2 separate regions of the Homo sapiens genome follow, and region 1 is linked to region 2. Evidence: chromatin loops called from intact Hi-C (ENCODE). Cell type or tissue: PC-9. All regions are shown on one strand.

Region 1 (8,000 bases), 270 kb after region 2:
GGAAGCAAAAAAGGAAAGAAGAAAGGAAGGGGGAAAAAAAACCTTTAGTAATAACTTTCTAGGATTTGACTTCCTAACCCAGCTGGCCACAGGCACCCCCTGCGAGCACCTTCCGGGGCCAGGCGCACGCGATTGCATCCACCCTGCCCTAGCCCCTTGGCCGTGGGAGTGAGGCTCACGCGGTTGCCGTTGCAGCGAACACCCAAGCCCTGAAGGCACAGCTGGTGGGCGCTGAGACCCCGCCCGGGGCTCCTCCAACCTCCCTCTCGCTTCCCCCAAAGCGGTCTTCACACGTTTAGGAGGTTTTCTCTGAGAAAGGCCGTGCTGACCCGCGAAGCGGCACCGACCCAGGGACCTACTCATAGGCTGTCCGGCTGGCGCCTCCAGTCCTCACGCGCCTCCCTCGACTGGTTGATTTTTTCTTTTTTTTTTTTTTTTTCCTTTTCTTTTTCAGAAAAGCAGAAGGTAGCCACCGGGCCAGAGGTTGCAGGGTCAGCCTGTGGGCGAGGCTCCCCTAGGCCTTTGTGGAGAAACGGGAAACCTGAGGGGCAAACGCAGGAAGCGGGTTGGGTCAATTGCGGGCGACCGAGGCGCCGCCAGCGGGTGGGGAGCGAGAGGGGCCAGCAGCCGGGAAGACCCCGGCCTGGAGCGCCTCGTGTCCCCGGGCCTGTTGGCGGCGCTGCAAGCCCAGGTCTTGGGGCGCGAGCTAAGTCCCCCTTGCCAGCTCTAAACAAAATTCGGGGGAGAATGAGTCGGCCAGTCTGGGCACAGGGTGCTCTCGACTGCCGGGCGGCGGGCGGAAGCGCAGGGGCCCTGATCGCCCCCAGAGGTGCTGAGCGCACAGGGCAGTGGCTGCAGAGCCCCGGCGCGAGGCCAACTCGGATCATCCACGTTGGGACCTCAGCCTGCCCGGTTGTCCTTAGTAATAATAATAGTATGAAACCGAGTTTTAAAAAACCTTTCCCCGCATTTTCCTCTATGTACAAGGGAGAACAAGTATTTCTAGGCAGTCAAAGAAAAAAAAAGGGCAGGATCCCAGGAAACTTTAATCTCTATGGACGAGGAGTGAAGGGGAATTCGCCTTTTGCCTTTTTTGTTTGTTTGTTTCTAGAAGAGAAAAAAAGGAAATTCGACACATATTTTTAAAAATCTTCCCCCAACAACCGCTAAAGGCTGTGAGTGTGAGCAGAGAGCCAGGAAACCGAGCCCCCGCCCGCGGTGACACCGGGCCTTTGTCCTCCTTCCTGAAGCCCCCGCGACTGCTGACCGTGCAGAGATAAAGGCCGGGTCAGGGCCCTGTGGAATCCCGAGGGAGGGGCGGCGGGGCCGTCCCATTGGCCCCTTTCAACCCCATGTAGGGGGGTTAGGTGGGCCCAGCTGATCCCCGGAACAGGGGCTACAAGGCCAGGGGCTGTCCCCACCCCCAGGCTCAGACGAGGCACGGATCTGCCTTTCCCCACCCCCCCGAAAGGCTTCTGCCGCTAAATTCCTTGCACCTTGCTCCTACCAGCATTATATTGTCCTACTTAAAGTCTCTGGAGGCGTTAGGGACAGTGGCTCCCCACCGGACCCGATCCCCAGAAATGGAATCGTGCTCAACCTCTGTGGCGACTCTGGTTTTCGCGACCGCTGGGCTCGGTTGGCCGGCCAGATCCGAACCCGTGCATCGCCTGTTCCAGCTGCGCCTCTCAGGGGCGCCTCTGTGCCTTCTCCGGGCCGCGGAGACTCCTCCAGCGCCCGGCCTCGAATTTTCTGCGCAACGCTCTCCTGTCAGCCGCACGGTTCTGCAGAGAAGGCGGGAGAGTGTTTGTGACCCTGCCCTGTAGCTTTCGGTGACTTAAAAACCCAGGTCGCTGTGGAACCCAGTCTCCACGGCATTGCCTTTGCAGGCAGCAGCCTTGGGCTTACACCTGAGGTCGTTTTCTCCACAGACACTTCTGGGTGATGCGAGTGCTGCGCAGCTCAGAACCCTTGGAAGCATGAGAGGAGGACGAGCCCGGCGGCCTGCCGGTGCGGTGATGGAGGGCTCTTCGGTAGCCACACTGCGCGCCTCCCACACACACCTTAACAGTCTTGGGGCCCCGGGCCAGCGCTGCAGCCCAAAGAGACCCTGCAGCCGCATTTTCTCCCAGGCCGTGGCAAACCCTGGCTTCGCCTCCCTTCACCATGGCTTGTGAGGGCAGGAGGCTCCCGGGGGCCGACTTCCCTGACCTGAATGAGTCAGGCACCCTTCTTTATTTTAAGTGGGGGTGTGACCTGAGGAGATAAAGGAAGGACGACAGACCTGGGGAGTGGGGCCCTGCAGCCTCTTGGGCCCGGAGCGCACTCCTTCTCGCTCCCTCCCCTCACCGGCAGGATCGGGGGTCTTGAAACTGGAGCCGCTCACCGGCCGGCGGATGAGAGATAAAGGAGCCCGGCGGCGCCGAAGCGCTGACCAGCAGACCCGGATCCGGACTTTCCCGCGCTCCAGAGCAGCACCCGAAACCCTACTTCCCAGGTGGCACCGACGGCTGAGCAGCTCCTCCGGTGCCATACGGTGTCTCCAGGCACAGACAGTCGTGCTCGCGTGTGTACTGTGCACGCACAAGACTGCAGGATGATGTCCTGTATGAGCCCTGTATTAGCCCCTTTGCTCTCAGCCAGAGGTACACGCATACGTGTGTGCATTTGTCAAGTGTCTAGGGACAGGTGTGCACCTTCACACATACGTGATGTGTATGTGCACACATTTGTAGAACGTTCTAGCATCTATCCTACAGGCACGTACAGGGCTGGCTGCTTCTAATAAGTCATCATTACACCTCGCATTTACACAGGCCTTTTCAGTTCTGGCATGATTTTCAGAATCACCCCGGGAAATACTCTCCTTTCAAAGTTTACAGATGAGGAAACAAGCAAAAAGAATCTAATGGGTACCCGTTTGCACACACTGTGAGAGAGATCGAGGCCAGCCAAAGATCCCGCCCACTGTTGAACTTGGGTGTGTTGGCCGAATGTGCTCATAGATGGGTCTGTTTAGCGCCCCAGGCGACCTCAGGTCCGGCGGGCCTTGGCTCTTCGCCAGGCTTCCTGGGAGACCCACTGCGCCGGGTGTGGGGTCTCAATTCCTGTGCTGATAAGCACTATCTTCTGGAGCTGGGTGACCCTAGTGCCCAGGGCGGGAAGTCGGGAGCTGGCCGGAGTGCCGCTGAGGCGATCCCGGCGGTTCCAAGGCCATGGCTGACCACGCGCAACTGGGTTGCAAAGCCTGGCGGGCCTCGGTCTCTAAAGCAGCCACGCCAGGCAAACGTGCGATGAAAGGATCCTTTCAGCCCACCTACAAACCCAGGAACCCAGGGTTGCTGGAGCAGTGAGGAAATTCCTGCTGTCTCGAATCCCTAGCGCCCTTACGAGACTCGGAGCCCACAATGCCCATTTTACAGAAGTGATTAGTCGGAGGCTAGAGCGGTATAGTGAGTTGCTCAAGTTCAACGCCAGTTGAGTGGCCACAGTCGGGACTGGAATCCCCAATTAAGTGTGTCTGGATCCTTGGTCCACAGTCCCTCTGCCCCCAGCAAGGATCGCTGGTCCCTCTGTCTCCCGCGCGCCCAGGAGCCATCCCGCTACTAGCCTCCGACTTCCCTCGCCAAGAATGCGAAAACTATCATAGCTCTCACCAGCATCATTTAAAAGGTTTCCACATGCTTGGAATCTGTTGCTTGAAAACAAATTCCCTGTGTGCGTTGGCTTTCTAACCCCTCCTAAGGCATCTGGTCCCCCTCCACCCTCTAAGCCCTTGCCGTCGCAGAGTGAGGCTGCCTAAGGGCTGTAGCTTGACCACATCCCGGGGGTGCCCTTGGGCCTCTGCGCCGGGCTCCTGCAGACTGAGGTCGCTGGTCTCTGGGCTCCAAGGCCGCCTCTACCCCGCAGAATCCGGGAGCTGGAAGGGAGCCCGCGGTTTGGCGAGGTCGCCGTTCGGGCTCACGGCCTCGAGGCTGCCCTCTGCTGGCACTGGGCGACATTACCACCGCCTCCCTCGGCGGCTCAGGAGCTGCACCCACGTGAGGGGTTCGCGCAGAGCCAGGCGACCCCATTCTCACTGGGTCCCCAGAGTGGCTGCCGCACCTGCAGCCACTGACGAGACCCTCCCGTATTTCTCAATCCGAGACTTCTCCCCGCAGACACCAGAGGCTCCGGTGCTCGGACCCAGGGACAAGGCAGAGAGCCGGAGCTCTGCGCTGGCAATCCCGCCGCTTTGCGGCGCCCGCCGGGATCCGCGGCCAACCAGGCACGGCCACAGGCGGACGCTGGGGGACTCCGGGGATGGCCCCAGGCTGTGTTCGTCCCCTTTACTCTCCGCCACCATAGCATTGATTGGCGCCCACGGGTCCCGATCTACCTGCCCTCCCCTTTTCAACCTTACTTGATGGTGGCCCAGGCGCTTGGCTGCCTCTGTTTCTTGTAGTGCACTTGTCTCTCCAACCAAATTAAGAGCGCCTCGACGACCGGAAGGGGCTGCTCCCTACCCGCACGGCACAGGCCTAGCTCAGGTTCTGCCGAGACAGAACTGATTCCAGAGGCCCCCATTCTTGCCCTTGAAATAAACTTTAGGCAGTGAGGCGAAGAGACACTTCTGCCTGCTGCATCCATTCTAGACAGGGTGGGGTAAAAATTACTCAGTCATCATATCTATGCATTTCCAGTGCTATGTATTAGGACTTTAACATTTTCACTTTTCCCCTCACAAAGATAATTGAAACTGAAGAAAATTGGGAAAATAAAACATTAAAATGCACAAAAAACACCAACGCGACAATAATCCCATCCCTCCTCCCACAAGGTAACCATGGTTAACATTTCGATGGCATCTTTCCAGTCTTTTATTTATATATTTCAATTAAAATAAGCCTAATTTCCATAATTAACAAATATACATAAAATTTGCAGTTTTGTATCCTGCTTGTTTAAACCTTTCGCCATAGGGTTTTTCTCCATATCTTATTCTTTGAAAAATGATTTTCAATTATTGCTTAATAATCCATCCTTTGGATGAACCATAATTTTGTTATACACCAGCACCAATTATCTGTTTTAGGCCCAGGAAAGTCTCCTTAAGCCACACTCTCTGGATCCGTCTGGATCAGTTAATATATAATCATATAATCAGTAGTTGATCAATAAATGTTGAGCCTTTCTTTTTAATTTTTTGTTGTTGTTGTTCTTTTCTTGTTTGTTTTGAGATGAAGTCTCATTCTGTCGTCCAGCTTGGAGTGCAGTGGCACCAGCTCAGCTCACTGCAACTTCTGCCTCCCAGGTTCAAGCAATTCTCCTGCCTCATCCTCCCGGGTAGCTGGGATTACAGGCGCCCGCCACTACACCTAGCTAATTTTTGTGTTTCTAGTAGAGACGAGGTTTCACTATGTTGGCCAGGCTGGTCTCAAACTCCTAACCTCAAGAGATCTACCCACCTCAGCCTACCAAAGTGTTGGGATTACAGACATGAGCCACTATGCCTGGCCAATGTTGAGTCTTTTGCTAGCCTAACAAAGAGAGTCATGGTCCCATTCTCAGGACACAAAAAATCCACCCAGATATTAGGGACTGCCTTGACCTAGAAGAGGGCCTTCTAGCCCCTGCTGCCAGCCATCTCCCTCTGCTGGAGACCAGTGTAGCTGGGGTGGTGAGAGGGACATCTTGAAAGATGGCAGGAACCAGCAATGTGTCTGAAGAGCTGTCCTAGCCTGCTTCTAGGACCAAAGCCCTGTATCCCCAACTGGCACACAAGATGATGTTTGTGACCTGGGCTACTGTGTACAGTGTCTTGTAATGGTTAGGAGTCAAACATGCCTTCATGTAATCCTGGGTCTTCCCCTTAAAAGCTGTGTGACCTCAGAAAAGCTGCTCAACTTCCCTGAACCTCATTCTAAAAATTGGAATAATAATGCCTACCACATCAAGCTTTTGTAAGTATTCAAACAAATGACACACTTAGCCTAGGGCTGTACAGATAAATTATCAATACACCATAGCTACTGCTTCTTTTGGCTCTGCAGCTGCTATTGCTGTTGTTCTGGCATTAGCTGTGGTCTTGGGGACCACTGCAATTGCCCTCTCCCTCAACTTCTGACCCCATTGCTACTGTTAAACACAAGCTCAAATCCTGGCACTAAGCCGGATCCAGGTCCTCAGGGCTGAAGGAGTCATTTCCAGCATTCTGGTTGGGCTGCTCAGGACCTTCTGACAATCAGGCCTGGGCTTGGGCTGTTTATACTAGAACCGTTAAAACAGGAAAATATGCAAACCCTTCATTCACAAGGATCCGGCTATTGTTGGGTCAGAAATGATATTTTTGTTTCTAGAGTAAAAGGTATATTTGCTGCCTTACACACACACACACACACACACACACACACACACACACACTTTTTTTATTCTTTTGGTTGTGTCTACAGAGCTCAGAAGGCAAAGTAAATGATCTGGTTCATTTGACCAGCTCAAGCAGCCAACCTGGAAAAGTCCCTTTGGCCTGATTGATGTTTACATGTACTCCAACGAGCCTGAACCTCACTGGGCTCTGTTTAGTTCATCCACAGACTAGGCCCTTATCCATCTCCCAGACAAAATGCCTCCAAAATCCATCTCCCAGAAATGATAGGTTGATAGCAACACCACCTCCATCTAGGATGCAGTTAAAGAGGAATTTAATTTTTTAAAAAATTAACCCAACCAGCCTGATCCCAGTAGAATCAACTGCACATCAAAATTTCATGGAAAAAAGTTTTTAAAACACAGATTTCAAGATCATCTTCAAACTAAACAGCTTCTGCCTCTGGAGATGGCGCTTGGCAATCTGTGTGTATCTGTAGTTCCTCCAGGTGATTCTGAAGAAGCCTGTGGAGCCACATTAGGGAATCACTGCAGTTCTCAATTGAATTGAAAACAGGTTTCTCCAGGTGGCCTCCAGAAAATGCAGATTCCAAACAGTCTTCCGTTGGGACCACATGGAATGAGAAAGAGCTTGGGTGTAACTGTGGTGGGGGAAGTGAATACATATTTGTTTTTATGTGCTTTTGATGGGCTGTTGTCTGTGCACACGGCAGGCCTCTTTGGTCACAAGTAACATAAACCCACTAGAGCTGGCTTTAAACCAAACGGGTGGCTGGGGTGGGGGGTGTTTTTATAAGGATTCATGAGTGACCCCTGGAGACCCAGGCAGGGTGGTAGCCAGACTCCCTGAAGGGCTATGCTGCAACAGGAGCTGAGGTGATGGCAAGAACCAACTTTTCCTGCTGCTCTGGTCAGGTCTCTCCTCTGCTCCATTTGAGAGAGGAGCTCCAGCGACAGCTATAATTTCTGAGTGTCAATTCAATCTTCCTGTGTGAGAAAGCTGATTGGTATCCTGGGTCAGGTACTGTCCTGGAGATACACCCCAGTCCTGTCAACTGGAGCTGAGGAAGAGGGTCTGCTGGTAGCTTCTGATGGTCGCTCCTTGTGGGAAGAGGGCAGTCATGGCACTCATGAGAGGCTAAGCAGACACCCCAGGAAGTCATTTGTTTCAGTCTAGCCTGTCCAACCACTCAATCAATAGCTCAAGGATTTTTGATCCTAGCTGCACTACAAAATTGCCTCAGGGGCTTTAAAAACCTATTGTGCCTTGGCTGGGCGCGGTGGCTCACGCCTGTAATCCCAGCACTTTGGGAGGCCGAGGCAGGTGGATCACGAGGTCAGGAGATCGAGACCATCGTGGCTAACACCATGAAACCCCATCTCTACTAAAAATACAAAAAATTAGCCGAGTGTGGTGGTGGGCGCCTGTAGTCCCAGCTACTTGGGAGGCTGAGGCAGGAGAATGGCATGAACCCGGGAGGCAGAGCTTGCAGTGAGCCGAGATCGCGCCACTGCACTCCAGCCTAGGCAACAGAGGGAGACTCCATCTCGAAAAAAAAAAAAAAAAAAAATATTGTGTCTTACCTCCATGTCTTGGGTGTAGCCAGGGTATTGAGATTATTTTTTTAAGCAAT
Region 2 (8,000 bases):
GTGGGGCTTCTCTTGGAGCTAACAGTTTCCTTGGGTGTTTTCTACATTTCTGCACTCAGAGCCTTTAGTTGGGAATACTCCTCTCTCATTATCACCATTCCTTCTTCCAGATCCAAACTCCATACCCATACTGGGCCAAAGGTCCCAACTTGTCACTGCCCCATCCTCAGCAATAGGACTCTATGCTTTTCACCTTGACACTGGAAAGTGGCCCATCCTTCAAATGACCCTGTCTCCACAAAGCTTTCTCTGATAACCTCAGTGGGAATGACAACCTATTCCTCAATTCAGGGAAGTAGCTGCTGTTCTCTTCACATACCACTCACTGTCCTATAACTGTCCTTTCTATCCATTTTGTCCTTTATTTTCCAAACTGACTCCTTGAGACCTTCATTTTTCCCAACTGACTTTTGAGATCAGGGACCAAGTTTTATCATTCTTGGTAGCAACTTCTGCTCCTCAAACATTTCTAGAAACATTATGGGAAGGTTGAGGGACTAAATGCTGCCTTCTGGGTCATTCCTGGCCCTCTCACCATGCGTGTGATGTCCTGTGGAACAGCACTTTGAATATCTGCCATCATTAGGAAGCAGTGTTTTTTTGACTATCAGCCCCATCAATCAGGAGTGAAAGTTGTTAGTTCAACTCTGAGTGATAAACAACTTTGCCCTAAGGAAACATGCATGCTTTCTGAGACCAAACTGCAAGAGTAGCTATTTGGATAGGGGTTTGCCTAGATATGGCAACTCTGAGGAGCTGGGCCAGAGGCTTCAGGAAACCCCAGAAGGGCATGTGGTGTGGACACTGCATGCTGGAGGAATCCAGCCAGTAAGACAGCCTCCTGCCTGCTTACTGGCCACTCCCTCCTAAGTCCAGACATTTGCAAAGCCTGAAGTTTTGGCACAAGGCTGCTCCCATCCTTGCCGGCATGGGTTTATGGATATTAAAAATGTGCTGATGCAAATTGCCATGCAAACATGCTTCAATAGAAGTGCTGCATGCAGAAACACTGCTCCTTTTATCATCTCCTCCACCTCTGTTGGAAACATTCACCCACAGATGATGCGGAGATTAGTGGGGCGTCAGGCTGCTGTGTGTTTTTAGGCTGCTTGTCAGCTCCCATTGGCTATGGCTAGGGCTGTAGAGAAGGCTGGGATACACCTCAGTGCCCTGTCTGAGGCCCATAGGCAGAGTTCTGGGGCAGAAGCATGACTTAGGAGTGGGAGAAGAAAGAGCCCATTCCTTAGTCAGATATTAATATTTTCTCAAGTCTCCAGGCTCCAGCCATTGGCCAGCACACCTAGGTTGTGCTCTCTGGGCTGGCAAACAGCATCAACACAAGTCCAAGCCCTTCCTGTTCTGGTGGCAGCCACTCTCACCCACTCTCTCTTTTCTACTCCCTGTTCTCTCATTCTTCTCCCTATAGGGTTTCCAGAAAAAAATGCAGACCATGTAGAATTGGGGCAATTTCAGCCAAATGCAAAACTGTCTTAGATGGAAGGATGTAAGATACACTAGACAGCCCTTGCCAAGCAGGAAAGGCTTGGACTTGTATTCTAAACTACAGTGCCCCTCTGCCCCTGAGAAGACTCCACATTTTCCTTTTACAAGAACTGCCTTCAGGTTCCCAGCCCTTAGATTGTGGATGTACAGCATGGCAGAGCTGGGGAGGGCCTTGGCAGCCCCCAGTGCTCCTCATCTGCCTACCTGCCATTCTGTCTCTCAGAAAAGAGCCCGATGCTGAAAAGCCTTGAAGACAAGCATGAAGAGTCCCCTGTCAGTCCTGCCCAAGCTCCCTGCAGCAGGTCTAGTGCCCTTCCTCTGTCTCTCTTGCCTTCCAAGAGAGACCTGCCCTCCATGAGGGACACAGGGACAGTCAGTAGCTAGATCAGAGAGGTATGACGGGGTTGATGCAACTCTGGGCCTGAACCCAGCCAACTCTCCTGGCCTTTGGCAGATGACTGAGTCCAGCCTGAGTGGAAGAATTCCTGGGGACCCTTATAGAGAACACTGACCAGGCCCCAAAGCCCCCTTAGGAAAATGAATCTCCCTTTCACCACCTAAGAGAAGAGGAAGGTTGAGCCTCAGAGCACCGGATGGGGGATCAGCAAACATCCAGAATTCCCCCCACCCCAAGGCCTACCAGGGACATCCAACCTTCTCCCCAGCTAGAGGTGACCACCACCCCACCGCCCTTAGTCTGCACCCACCTTGTTCTAGGAGCCTGAAATTCTACCAATGAAATTCTTTCCATTGGGTTAAGTCTAATATGAATTAGCTAGATGTTTTCTTCAGGGTAATTCTGAAGGGGTTAGAGAAAGGATAAAGGGCCAGTGCATTCAAAAAGGATGACAAGGTGTCCAAACAATTGAAAGCAGAGTTTGGATTAAGTTTTCATAGAAAAATAACGTTTTAAATTATCTACTGATTTTCAACCAAACATCTCCAGGTGTAGATAATATCACAGGCAGGTAAGGCAGGTTAACCTCTTGATTGTCTAGTACCCTACACTCTCCTGTGTATACCTCAGGTTGAACACCCAGAACTCAGAATCAATTTCAGTACTAGAATCTCAGAAGCAGAAAGAATCTCAGGGATGATGCAATCTGGGGGTCACCACCTTCTCACCATAAAGGACTTCTCTTATTTTATCCCCTATATTTTAGGAATTCTAATGTCATCAAAGCCAATCAGTACTGTTGACTAGGATGGGCTAACCTCTGGGACCACATAGAATTGGTGCAATTTCAGCCAAATGCCAAACTGTCTTAGATAACCTGGTACTCCTCATTTTGGCAAAGCATTGGCTTTCTAATCAGCTTTACAAAATGCTCAAAACAGTCTCACACCACATTTATTGCCATTCACCAACCCAGAAGCATCTTGGGCCTGGCCTAGCTAACCTCAGGGACTGCCCAGCAACTCTGCACGGTGTACTGTGTGTAGCAGTCCTGAAACCACACACCATGTAGCTGCATGCCCTCCAAGAGAAAGTTGATATTGTGGCCATCAGCCCTGGGTGAGGACAGGGACTGGGGCTGGGGGAAGACCAGGCTTTCCCAGAGTTGTCTCCCTACAAAGTCATCCTGTCAACAAATGATCCCCAGTGGCCCAGGAGCTGTGACATCAGTTTGGTGCCTTTGATGTCAGTGGCTGCTGAATTTCACCTTACATCTGGTTTCCTGGCCAGGCTACTGAGAAAGGCCAGGTGGTGGGGCTCTGGAGCTGTCTGTCATCCAAGCTGACACATGACAGCCAGCCCGGGCTGAGCCTGAGAAAGCAGGATGTGGAGAACGAAAGTCAGTGACTATTCAGGGAACCCAAGTACAGCAAGGAGCATTCCTTTCGTTCCAGGAGAGACCAGGTCTGAGATGGCTCAGGCATACCCAGTCTGACCCCAGGGAAGGGCTACCTGAGGCTGAGGGGGTGTTGAGGGGAGGCCTCATGTGGCCCCTCCCTGCGGACAGAAACAGGAGGTCCATGTGGTGTGGTGTCAGGTGACTTCTCAGTCTTTCCTGAGGCTCATTTCCTACCCTGGGGTGGCACAGGACCCCTGTCCCCAGGTGCTTTGCCAACTTCCATTTTTCCCTGTTTTAAGTTTCCCAGGGAAGTTTGCTGTGTGTATCCTGCTCTTTGCTAGAAGGCAGGAAACTCGTTTTTAGAACCTAGATTTGCCCCACTCTCACTGTGTGACCTTGGAAAATCCCTTTTTATTCTCCAGGCCTTAGTTCCTCATCTATCTATCACAGGAGTGAACGAAGCAGGTGCGAGGCATATGAGGTAGACACATTTATTGTACACATTCTATGTATCTGTCATTTGATGTACTTTATTTCTTTTGATCTGCACAAAATTCTAATATTCATAGAACTTGACATTTTATTGACTTGATTTGCCAGACCCAGTGCTGGGCTTTTTACACGCATTAATTCAACTATTCCTCATAACAATCCCATAATGTAGACTCTATTATTATCTCCATTTTAGAGAGGAGACTGAGGCACAGAGCACTTAGATAACTTTCCAAGTCATACTGCTCATGAGGGAAGAGCCTGAACACAGGCAGCAAACCTCAGGGCAGCCATTTTCTGCTGCCTCATGAAGTTTATCTGTGACATCGTAATCATAAGAGCACCCTCTTCATGGGGGTGCTGGGAGTATTCAATGAGTGCTGAGAACTTAACATGTAGATGTGCTCAATGAAGGTGACCGATTTGTCTGCTATTATACTAAGGATCAGAGAGGTGAGGTGACAGACCCAGGCCTCCCAACCCTGGAGATGGTACCCACCCACCGCCCCTGCCTACCACTCCCTCCATTCATTTAGGTCAAGGCAACCCCAGACAAGGCCAGAAGGACAACCCGTCACCTGCTTGCTTTCCTCATTTCCAGTCATTAAATTTCTTTATCTGCCTTGGAGATTCTGCCTCAGCTTACTCTCTACTTCCAGGGTCAAAGGTCTCTACTTTTGACACAGGAATCTCACTCCCACTTGGTAGAGTGACTGATAACAGCTTAGTGTGAGATCCCTTGGTAGGAGCACATCAGTCCTACTGAAACAGGCACAGGAGTGAAGTTCCACGAGACAGCTCTCAGGAGCAGCCTAAGGAACAAGGCGGTGGGGACTGCTATACCCCCAGATCAGCCCTAGCTCTGGGGAATGATGGTGCCCTGGGCCACCACATCAAAGCACAGCATCTAGGAAGCCCTGAGTCTAGGAAGGGGTCTGGCCTTCAGTGTTTTGGTAAAGATTAGCCAGTTTGGGGTTTGAAAAACAAAACTTATTTTAAAAGGTCATGTTAAAAAGTAGAGGGAGAGAGAAAGAACTTAAAAATCCCAGAGTCACCCTCACAAGTAGGTTTTCTCCCAGATTTTTTCTGTAACAAATGTAAAAATATCATTTTGTTTTGAAAATTAAAATAATATTGTGGCTATGCTTTTGAATCTTTTTTTTTTTTTGGCCAAACTTTACATTGCCTGAAAATTTTCATGTTACCAAACAATTTCTAAAGTCTACTTTGTTGTGGCAGATACAACAAATTGACTACTTGACAGCATTTGGTTTTATGACCTCCTTCCTACTCCTCTAACTTTCTTATTAAAGAATCTGGAAAGCCAAAAATTCTTACTTTCCCAGACTCCTTTGCAGTTAGGAGTAGCCCTGGAACAGTTGCGGCCGATAGCTGAAAGCAGATATCACTGGGTGTGTCTTCAGGTAAAGTTCATAAAAATGGATAGACTCATGCCTTTTTGCCCTTTTCCTCTTTCCTCCCCTCCATCATGCTAAAGTCATACCTTCAGAGGAAGCCATCTTGTAACCTTAAGAATGAAAGTACAAAATTAGATGGAGTCTGGGTTCTTAATGATATTCTTGGGCTGCTGCATCAGCCTGAAATGATCTATTTCTGGACTTCTTATTGCAATAAATTAATCCATCTGTTAAAGCCCCTTTGGTCACATTCTTGGTTTCTTGAAGCTAAATGCAACCCTCAATGCACATTATATGAGTGTATCACAATGTAGCATTCCCTACTGACTTACTGCTACTATAAACAACATTGCCCTGAATATCCCCAAGATAAATTGCTATGTATTTCTTCAATTATTTACTTTGGCTTTATTCCTGGAAAAGAAATTATTAAGCCAAAGAGAAGGTAGTTTTCAGGGGGGTGGGGTTGTTTTGTTTTTTTACCTTTTGATGCATCTTTCACATGGCCATGCAGGCATGTCATGCCAACAACGTTTCTACCAGCTTTAAGTAAGTCAGGAGGACTTACAACACACTTCGTGAAGCAGGAGCTAAGTCAGCCACAGCCCATTAAGAAAGATTGCCCCAGCAAGGCCTGTCTGTGATCTGAGCTTTGCAGAAACCCCCTTAGGAAGGAAAAGGGCTGGTTCTGGCCACAGAAGAGCCTGCTGCTGCCTCTGCTACTGCAACTTTTGCAGGGACTCTCCATCCCCAGAGGCTGCAAATTCTATTAATACCAGTGTTTCTCAACCTCTACACCACTCATGTTTGGAATGGATAATTTTTGTCATAGTTCCCTTTGTTGTAGGAGGCTATCCTGTACATTATAGGATGTTTAGCAGCATTCTTGGCCTCTAACTACTAGATGCCAGTAGCACCTGTTTCCCAGTTTTGACAATTGAAAGTGTCATTGCCCCAAGTGAACATTGCCCCAAGTCCCCTGGGGGAGGAGGGGGGCAAAATCTCCAATGTGCTTCCAGTAATTCTTGCACTTGAAAGTACACCAGGCTGAGAACCACAATTCTGCTTGAGTTCTGGGAAAAAAAAAAAAAAAAAAAAAAAAAAAAACCGGTAACAAGGATTCTTTTTATTAAGAGAATCAACCTTCATTGAATGCCAGCCCCAAAGTAGGCACTGAGGTGGGCACTGAGGCTACAACAGCAAACACACCAGACATGATCCCTGCCTCCCCGGAGCCCACAGCCAGTTAAAGAAGTTAGACTATTAAGAGATTACACAAGCAAGATAGATTATCTGGGCTTTGGTTTGCTCATCTGTCCAGTGGCAAGAATAGTCCTCAGGCATTGAACCTCACATGGTGGCTGGGTGATCATCAGCAATGTACGTGGGATGCCATGCCCTGAGGAAATGGCAGACTGAGTCAGAGACCAGGCAGAAGCTGAGAAGACAGACAGCAACTGGGCTGCTAGCACAAAGAAAAGATCAAGCCTCTCCATGAACCAAAGTGAAACCAAATCTGGACCTGTCACACATCTCTGATGTCTAGGGTGTGACAAAATGTGCCTTCTGGGCATCAGGGTCTCACTAGAAACCCACAGCCTCCTGGAGGGATGGACTACAACAATTTGGACAGCATGATCCACTGAGACAGAAAGTCCATGTTTTCCTCTCCCTCTCTCATACTAGGCCCTGAACCTGGTGCCCCTCCAGTCCTCAGGAGAGTTGGGTACTGCCAGGCAGGAAGCAGAAGCTGCTGAATGGCAACCTCTCTTTCTATTTTTATGGACTCCTGGGTGAATTAAACTTCAGACATTCAGCTATTTGTGGTGAAAACCCTAAAACCAAAATGACTTAAATAAGATTGATGTTTATTTTACCCTCATGCAAATTTGTGAACCAAAATAGCCCCTCTGCCCCCATAGTCACTGTGGCCCAAGCTCCCTTTCTCTTGTTGGTCTGCCATCCCTGGAATGTTGCCCTCTTCCACATGGCACAAGATGGCTCTCTACCATGTCTGCATCACAGCCAGCATGAAGGAAGCAGGTAAAGAGCATGTTAGGCCCAAGCCTGGGTCCTTAAAGGGCATGAGCCAGAAGCCGCCCCAGTGGTGTGCTGGATCTCACTGGCTCCAAGAGATGACTGTGCACATCTCTCCTCAATCCACATTTGTAGCTTGAAGTCAGCCATGGCTAGAACACTGACACCATGGAAACTCGTAAACACTACAGTCAAGGCTTTATTTTCTCTGAAGAGCTGGTTGTTAAATAATTACCAACAAATCCCTCACACATCTCTTCTGCTCAGAATCCATTGATAAGAACTTAGTGATAAAGTCACCCCTCAGCTGCAAGGGAAGCTAAGAAATATAGTCTCCAGCTATACAGCTATGTGCCCAGCTACAAATCTTATTGCTGTGGAATAAGGGCAGAATGGATCCTTGGGGCAACTAGCAGGCTCTGCCCCCAGACTTATTGAGAGGATTATGCCCAGAGTCCTGACAGAGAAGAGGGAAGAGGTGTTCGGAAAGAGAAAGATGATTCTCCAAGGCTGGCCAGGAGATGAGGTCTGGATCCCACATGTGGTATAGCTGGTTTCAGTGACCCCTTCCATGTAGAACTCTTAGGCAGCAGAACAAATGGCTCTCAGCCAGTTCTTGTGTACATGGCCCAATCTGGTCCATGGGAAACACTCACAAATCCTGAGAATGCAGAATACAACTCCCTGCTCGGTGCCATATGACCCTGCTGGGCTGAGTAAGCCTTGACACCCTTCCCACCAGCCTGAGGTGGGA

Evidence for each region. Peaks named below come from ENCODE experiments on the same cell type or tissue, not always from the same donor. Only the 100,000 strongest peaks of a DNase experiment are listed, where the experiment ranks them.
Region 1: a loop joins it to region 2, with 16 times the contacts of the local background. A loop is called at or near these places in 7 of 110 quality-filtered maps.

The regions. Positions count from the first base shown.
Region 1 is chr3:138,932,368-138,940,367 of GRCh38, reverse strand. It overlaps LINC01391 (long intergenic non-protein coding RNA 1391), which reads left to right. Exons shown (of 3, transcript NR_121649.1): 3 at 1,932-5,179. Among named protein-coding and RNA genes, the nearest start is that of LINC01391, 7.7 kb to the left of the region's middle. RefSeq lists an enhancer at 3,827-4,121. In PC-9, CTCF peaks have their summits at 3,793 and 3,998 (motif pointing left); no DNase peak of the experiment used is centred here; H3K4me3 peaks cover 1,123 bases.
Region 2 is chr3:139,197,747-139,205,746 of GRCh38, reverse strand. No RefSeq gene overlaps it. Among named protein-coding and RNA genes, the nearest start is that of PISRT1, 32 kb to the left of the region's middle. RefSeq lists an enhancer at 5,957-6,006. In PC-9, no CTCF peak of the experiment used is centred here; DNase peaks (open chromatin) are centred at 3,266 and 6,006.